Linked DNA regions of Homo sapiens: region 2 is linked to region 1. A link is a contact called in ENCODE Hi-C or POLR2A ChIA-PET data. All regions are on one chromosome and are shown on one strand. Each heading gives the region's core, a stretch centred on a gene start or an enhancer-like site at or near the end of the contact. The rest is flanking DNA. Distances are from core to core; before and after follow the strand shown. Region 1 overlaps HIVEP2 (HIVEP zinc finger 2). Region 2 overlaps AIG1 (androgen induced 1).

Evidence for each region. Hi-C counts contacts between places; a loop is a spot of excess contacts on that map. ChIA-PET counts read pairs that join two places held with the same protein, here RNA polymerase II (POLR2A). Pooled maps may share reads with other maps.
Region 2: a loop to region 1 is called in a pooled map, with 2.4 times the contacts of the local background. The contact joins two enhancer-like sites. A Hi-C loop is called at or near these places in 1 of 168 maps with a recorded cell type or tissue (MCF 10A) and 3 of 50 pooled maps. POLR2A ChIA-PET finds 5 or more read pairs at or near these places in 2 of 52 experiments (BJ and MCF 10A).

Annotation. Positions count from the first base shown.
Region 1 is chr6:142,870,061-142,875,412 of GRCh38, forward strand. All of the region lies in intron 1 of HIVEP2 (HIVEP zinc finger 2), which reads right to left. Among named protein-coding and RNA genes, the nearest start is that of HIVEP2, 72 kb to the right of the region's middle. Within about 2 kb of position 1,976, at least 16 of the 41 ENCODE cell types and tissues checked have a DNase peak (open chromatin) inside an H3K27ac peak, as active enhancers do.
Region 2 is chr6:143,335,238-143,337,785 of GRCh38, forward strand. All of the region lies in intron 5 of AIG1 (androgen induced 1), which reads left to right. Among named protein-coding and RNA genes, the nearest start is that of ADAT2, 110 kb to the right of the region's middle. Within about 2 kb of position 1,299, at least 3 of the 41 ENCODE cell types and tissues checked have a DNase peak (open chromatin) inside an H3K27ac peak, as active enhancers do.

The sequences.
Region 1 (5,352 bases), core at 726-3,225:
AAGGGCTGCGCATTCATGTTCTACATATCACAGACAGAAGGTCCTGGATCCCCACCAAGACCCACCTGGGTCTGCAGCAGCCCACACCCTGCCAATCCTTTGGGGTTCAGCACCAAAGGTTATTATTGACTTGAACATTTTTATACAGCAGAGAAGGACCCATGGGTTGGAATGAAGAAATATGTCCAGAATCCAGGAGGTCTGCTTCCTCACCGCACTCTCACTGACCACATGCCTGTGAGCCAGTCCTTGAGTGTCTCTGAGGCTCAGTATACATATCTGTAAAACAGGTGTTGTTGGGAGGATTAAATGAAATCAATGTACATGAAAGAACTTTATAAACTGCCAGGCCCCATAAAGCGCATGAATTTGTTTTTTGCGGAATGTACAATAGGGCCTCTCCTTCTTCTTTCTCTGACGTCCCATGAGCATCCTCCTGCCCCCTTTTATTTACTCTCAAGAGACAGGTCATCAAACTGAACCAAATCCCATCAGATAGAATCCACAACAGTCTGAGAGATGCGAATGATACATTCCATCACTTTAACATGGAACTCTATTTCTTCCTGTAATCTGTATTGAGTGGCAAGTGCTCTGGGTGCATTACTTCAGTTAGGCTTCACAACAACCCTACCATATAATAATCATCCCTGTTCTACCAGCAGAAAAGTGAAGCACAAAAAGATTTAAAACTCACCTGATTTTCACAAAGCTAGAATTGAGGGAACCAGGACAGGAGGCAAGCCCATTTAATTCCAGAGCCCACACTCTTAACCCCTACCACAAACAACCTCCCATTTTAAAAATAGAGTTGTTTCTAAAACCAAATACCAATTTTTGTAAAGTGAGCCTCACAGTGTGCTGAGAGCCAAGCAATGTACAATTACCATACCATATAGATATACTGAATCTTTTCACTTTGTACACCTACTCTTCCCAACTTTCTCTTGGTCAGGACACTGAAAGCGGGACCAGTGAAACCGACATTTTGCCTAAAACATGGTTCTACCAGTGATTTTCTTAAGTTCAAGAAGAAAGTCGCTTCTCCACTGAGATATTTACAATCATCTCTGACATTGCAGAAGTGAATTACTGGTATGTTTGATGAGATGATGCAATCAATGAATATGTGAAAATAATGGTGATAATAATACATGCTTATTCATAACACTTCCAGGTTACAGAATGCTTCCATTATACATTATCTCACAAGACTGGATCATCCAGCCATGAGGGGAAGAAAAGATGTGCAAATATTGGAAGGAAAAAGGTAAGCCAAGCGTCAGAGTAACCAAGGAGAGAACTAGTGCCCAGGGTTCTTGCTTATTCATTCTACAATGAAAACTGAAATTTTGGAACTTCTGAAGGACTAGAAAAGAACACATATCTTGTGATTCCAAAATAATTTTGAAATATTTTCCTTTTATGCAAGACCATAAAACAAAACAAAACAAAAACTTTATTAAAATAATTCTATCTGCATTTTTATATTATAAATATAATCCTAGAAATACAAAATTTACCTTATGGAGTACATTGTGTGAATAGATCAGAAGTAAAAAAAAAAAATCACAAAAATACATAAGTAGAAAAGTACAATGTTTGCATTAATACCCTATTTGGCCCCCATCCATTTTTATCTCTCCTCTCCCTAATTACTACTAGCCACTGCAGGCAGTTATAATGACTTAGTTTGCCTATCCCCTCCAGGCTTAATACAGGACTTTATAAGGGACTCAACTAAGGCATGAAATGGTTAATTGATGGAAATTAGGTACTATAAAATAAATGGCACACAGACAAGCCACCCTAAATTCAGCTGAAATGCAACTTTGAGCAAAAGCAAACCACAAATTTAATAGCACTACAACAAAAAATGTTCCTTTTGAACTTGACAGTTCCCAGTCATTCAGCCCAGAGTAACACACAGGGAACAGTCCTCAGAAAGTTCTGTGGTGTCTTCTGAATCACTGCCATTACCCGAGAAAACCCCAGGAAGTGGTTTGACTGAGTAGCTGGACCAGTGCGTAGGTATCAGCTGATGTCTCTCACACATACAAGTCAGTAACAATGGGGACACTGTGAAACCAGGAATAACCTTCCTTATCTTTAGTAGTTGGGGAAATCATTTCTAACTCAGTGAGTATATAACTTGGGAACAGGTCAAATGGTTAATTATTCACTGAGAGCTTAGTAATTAATCTGCGTTAGATCAAATATCATCAGACCTGAATAACATAAGGATGTCCGATGTCTGGAACAATGAGTCTTTGGAATCGCTTCCATAAAGCAGCAATCTTTCCTAAACAGTTATGTCCAACAAAGAACAAAGCCTAAATGCAGGCAGCTGTTGGCAAAAACTAATCAAAATGGACCGTGATTTCATAAAACCTTTCAAAGTCAGTTTATTTTAAAATATAAGTTGATGCCATCTTTTTCTGCTCCAGCAAATGGTTGGAGCAAACCATACTATTAGGTGAAACTCCAGCTGCTGATAAATCTGGGCGGTGGCAAGCCAGTGAGCTCACCCGGAAGAAAACCATGCAGTCACAGAGTCCATCCTCACATGTCTTTATCTAACAACCAAAGGAAACCAAAGGAAAAGGTCCAAGACATCCTGCCAAACCAAAACTAAGAGAGATACTGTGATTTATCTAAACCCAGAGATATGAACTAACTAGCTACCTCTTTTCTGTAACAGAAGTTAGCCCTTTAATGGCCACGATTGAGGGTCATAAAAGGAAGTTATGATTTCATGCAGTATTGGGTTTTTTACAATTCATAAATTTCCCACTGGATGCTTTTCAGTGTATTATCCCAATGGTTAGCACCTTTTTGACTGATTTGACTATTGTTTTTCTACATTCCCAGCATCTACAATCCCAACTTCTGGAAGTTTTAATTATCCAAAGGATCTAACAAGGTCACAAGGGCAACCATAAGACACAACTTTTACCCATAACAGCAATATTCCCCTCACAAGAAGAATCTGCAATTCCAATTCTAAAGCATTACACAGCAACCCTTTTTTACAGACACCACACAGCTTTGACCCCAGCAAGAGCCCACTGCACAGAAACATAGAACAGACTCACCTGCCTTCAACACTCAGCAGTATATGTACCAAGAGCTCTCCAGCTCTCCTGTGCGAAGCCACAGCCACCTTTTGGGAAATCCTTTATATCTACTCACTAGAAAAAAAATGGCTGTGTGCCCCCAATCCAAACAAGACATTTAAAGAAGCAGACTTTTTTCTTATCTCTACTTTCCCAAAAGAAGTGGATACCTTAAAAACAAGCTGTATATTCAAAACAGCAAATTCTGGGATGGACTGAGAATTAATCCAATCACCACCATTATTTTGAACACCAATACTATTGACTAGTAAATGAGGTACACCATGATTTACCACAGGCTTACATATACGAAGTGTCTTTTATGTTATTAAAACTTAAAAAATCATTGTAAGTATAATTGACTACATTATTTGAAAACAATTAATCCATGAATGGAATATATGATTATTCTCAATTTTGAGCACACATTTTCCAGCCACTCTGGATTGAGAGAAATACACCATTTGCGTATACTGAATCTGGCATGATCATATAGCGCTAGGTTCATATATTGCATGAAAAAACAAGCCTTCTCCCCATTACCTCTTCCTATCCTGGCCCATGGGAATTTTAAGAACAGCCTCCAACAGAATAATAAATTAACATATTCATAAAAAGAATAGATGAGGTGTTCCCTAGCTCCTGAATTTTTTTAAGTTGACCAATAATTTTTCAAATTATCTAAGGAATGAGCAACATCCTTCTAAAATACTGAGTTTTCTGGGATCTGACCAACATCAAAAGAAACACACAGTTGCACCAATCCCTGAGCAGTTAGCATGACTTCGGTCTGAAATGGGAGGACACACCATACTTAAATTGACCCACTGCAAATGGTTCCCCTCCACTCAGCCATTTGCTATTAAAAGAACCAAGCTGTTCTGAAGATAAGCAGGAAGAGGATATTCAAAACGTGTAGGCGGGATATTTTCACAGAGCTTCTCTAAATTCCAAATACCTGAACAAACTGAACCAAATTAAAAACTCAAGTTTTTAACCTGAGTTAATAAAAAACAATGTTCACTTCCTTTTTCAACTACTCATGAATATATAAAAACTTAAATGAAATAAAAATCTATAACAAAACTTTTGGTAAGGTTGCTTACAAATGTTTTCAAAACACCATGATACCAGAAGTTTAAATTTCCATTTTTAGATTTTTTTTTCTCCAGCTCAGGCTTAACAAAGATATACCTGTTTAGTTGCTTTTTTAAAAAATCTATTTTTATCCCATATAAATTAGTAAGCAGACCAAGCATGATTATTGTTTTGAAATCAGTGTTTTCGGTAGACAGCACACCCTTATTGAATTATAAGGCATGTACTGAGTATATCCTATATGCTATCACCAAGGAGGTTCAAAAGAGTTATGACTATAAACCATAGCCCTATGCCTAAGGACTAACAACTAGGACAGGAAAGACATGTATATATAAAACAATTATACTCTTCTATGAGGGGTAGAGTCAAAAGAGAAGAAGGAAAATTATTGACAAATGCAGCCAGCAAGGACCAAAAAGAAGGACACTCAGGAGGGAAGAGAATGAGCAAAGGCCTGAAGATCTGAATAAACATGGTCCATTTATAGGACCTTAAGGAGGTCAACTGGACTGGATCAGAGGGCTTAGAGACACGATAAGAATTAAAACTGGCTAGGTAGGGCAGGGTCAGAGGTCCCCTGTCCTGACACCTTTGGTTTACAGATAAGGAAGCTAGGCTCAAAGTGGTGAATGAGTCAACAAATTCTTTAAGTGCTTCCTATACACCATCTTCTCTACTAGGCACTGAGATGCAGAGGTGAATAATAAAATGTCAGTGACCTCAGGGAGTCCACACTGGGGACAGACAGACAAAAAATACATCAACTATTAAGTTGATCATTTCAGATTCTGATCATTTCTATGAAGTAAAAAATGCAATAAAAACTGAACTAGGGATGGATTAAGGAAACTGCTCAAACTTGGGTCACAGGTGGCCTGTCCAAAGAAGGGACATTTGAGTTGAGACTTGAACAATGACAAGGAGCCATGCAGGGGATATGCAGGTAAAAAGCACTGCCAGCAGGAAAAGCAGTAAGTGCAAAGACAGGGACAAAAACAAGCTCAGCAAGTTTAAGGAACAGAATGAAGGCCATTATGACTGGAACCTATCTGGGAATGGGGTGTGTAGAGGAAAATGAGCCCAGAGAAGCAGAGCCCTATGGGACATGGTGAATAGCTTGGATTTTATTCTAAAG
Region 2 (2,548 bases), core at 49-2,548, 460 kb after region 1:
AATTGGGTGATTTTGGCTGGGCGCAGTGGCTCATGCCTGTAATCCCGGCACTTTGGGAGACTGAGGCAGGTGGATCACGAGGTCAAGAGATGGAGACCATCCTGGCCAACATGGTGAAATCCCATCTCTACTAAAAATACAAAAATTAGCCAGGCATGGTGGCGTGTGCCTGTAGTCCCAGGTACTCGGGAGGCTGAGGCAGGAGAACTGCTTGAACCCAGGAGGCAGAGGTTGCAGTGAGCTGAGATCATGCCACTGCACCCCAGCCTGGCAACAGAACAAGACTCCATCTCAAAAAAAAAAAAAAAAAAAATAGGAGATTTCACATGAAGGCCAGATTTTCAGCTTCTTAGGAAATATTTTAAGATCTGGAACACAGAGCCCACTGTTCTATTCTGGTGACAATGGTTTAGAATAGAGTATCAGTTATCCCTTGGCTGGGCACGGTGGCTTACACCTGTAATCTCAGAACTTTGGGAGGCTAAGGTGGGCAGATCACTTGAGCCCAGGAGTTCAAGACCAGTCTGGCCAACATTGCAAAACTCCATCTCTACTAAACATACAAAAATGAGCCGGGCGTACATGCCTGTAATCTCAGCTACTTGGGAGGCTAAGGCACGAGAATCGCTTCAACCTGGAGGCAGAGGTTGCAGTGAGCCAAGATCGTGCCACCACACTCCATCCTGAGCCACAGAGTGAAACTCTCAGAAAAAAAAAAAAAAAACAGAAAGAAAAGAAAAAAGAATTGAGTATCAGTTATCCACTTTAGATGACTAACTTTCCCTCGTTCTCACCTGGCCACTTTACTCAGTCACATTAGCTGCCTGATTCTGTTAGCTGTTGAGTCAAAAACTACTCACTAAAAGCAGTGTGTTAGGATGAATTGAGGACATGGGAGTACAGTACTACAATCCTGAGTATTTCACATCAGTTACTATACAATCCCCCAAGAAGAAGGAAGATTGCATTGGAGCCACCCTCCTTTTTCCATAATGGTTTTTAATAGCTCAACTCTGTCTACTTGGGTAACTTATGTTAGCTACAACTTCAAGATAAAAATCACATTATTGCAGAATCTTACTGCTGAAAGAGAGATTGGAAATCATCGAAACCGACCCTTTCCTTTCACCAAAAGTAACTGAGGCCCCAAAATCTTAAGTGACCCTCCAGAACAGGTGATGGCAGAGCCAGTGCCTTCTAACTGATGTTCAGTCCAGTCTCCAAATTTCCCCTTTGTATAAGAATACCAGTTGTATTTGATTAGGGCCCACCCTGATGACCTCATTTGTAAATACTTATCTCCAAGTAAAGTCACATTCTGACTTTAAAACCACATCCTGGGGGTTAGGATTTCAGCATATGAATTTGGAAGTGGGGGACAGAGTTCAGCTCATAATACTTCACTCTCTCCCCACCAGAATACATGTCCTTCACCCAATGAAAATATTCCATCCCAACAACCCCAAACGTCTTTCAGACATCAACTCTCAAGTCCAAAATCTCATCTTAAATATCATAAAATTGGGTATGCGTGACACTCAGGGTATGAGTCATCCTGAAGCAAAATTGTTCTCTAGCTGTGTGTGAACCTGGGAAACCAGACAAAAAGTTATCTGCTTCCAAAACAGAATGGTGGGACAGGCATAGAATATACATTCCCATTCTGTAAGGGAGAAGTTGCAGGGGGAAAAAAAAAGAAAGAATCATGGTTCCCAAGCAAGTCTGAAGCTAGCGGGGGAAATTCCATTCCATTTTAAGGCTTGAAAATAATCCTCTTTGGCTAGATGTTCTGTCCTCAGGGCTCACAGGGGAGGGGATGCATAGCCCTGCCTTCCAGGCACAGGGTCACAGGAGCCCCACCCCCACAGCCCTGGGCAATAGTTCTACCCTCTACAACCAAGGAGGAGCCAGTCGCTGAACCATCTTTGAAGCCATTGGTCCTTCATTTCATCCTGTCTCTGTCCCTTTCAGTCCATGCTGTCAATGTTTCTGCTGGTATAAAATTCTCAAAAACCTTATTGGCCTCCCATGCAAGTCATGGGGGTCCAAGCAGTCAGACAAGAGGGCACTCCGCGGATCTTTTTCAGATAACCACCTCTCTATTTCTGGCATCTACTGTGGAGGTTGATTGGATCCGTGAGTCACGTACCTAATTTCGTTAGCACATGGCTGTCCAGCCACACCCTTGGCATTCTCTCCCAATCTGAGGTACTGAGAGTTAAGCACTTCGATGTAGCAGTTTGGCGGGGTGGAGCGCGGGGGGGGACACAATTCACAGCTGAAATATTTCTTTACTTAAGCTAAGACTTTATCCCAATTTTGGTATATCTGACCAGTCTTACTAAAGCTACATTTTGTAAGACCAGAAATGAGTCTTTTCAAAACCAAAAGGTTGGTGTGAGGACAGAGAAAGTAGGCAAGCGGGGAGACAGGAGACGTCTATGTGTGCAGAAACCTGCACCTCTTCTCCTCCAGCTACCCGTGCAGGTCATTTCCCCCCAGGCCCATCCAGGTCTAGCGATGTCCCAGCACTGCCCCCTGGTGGAGC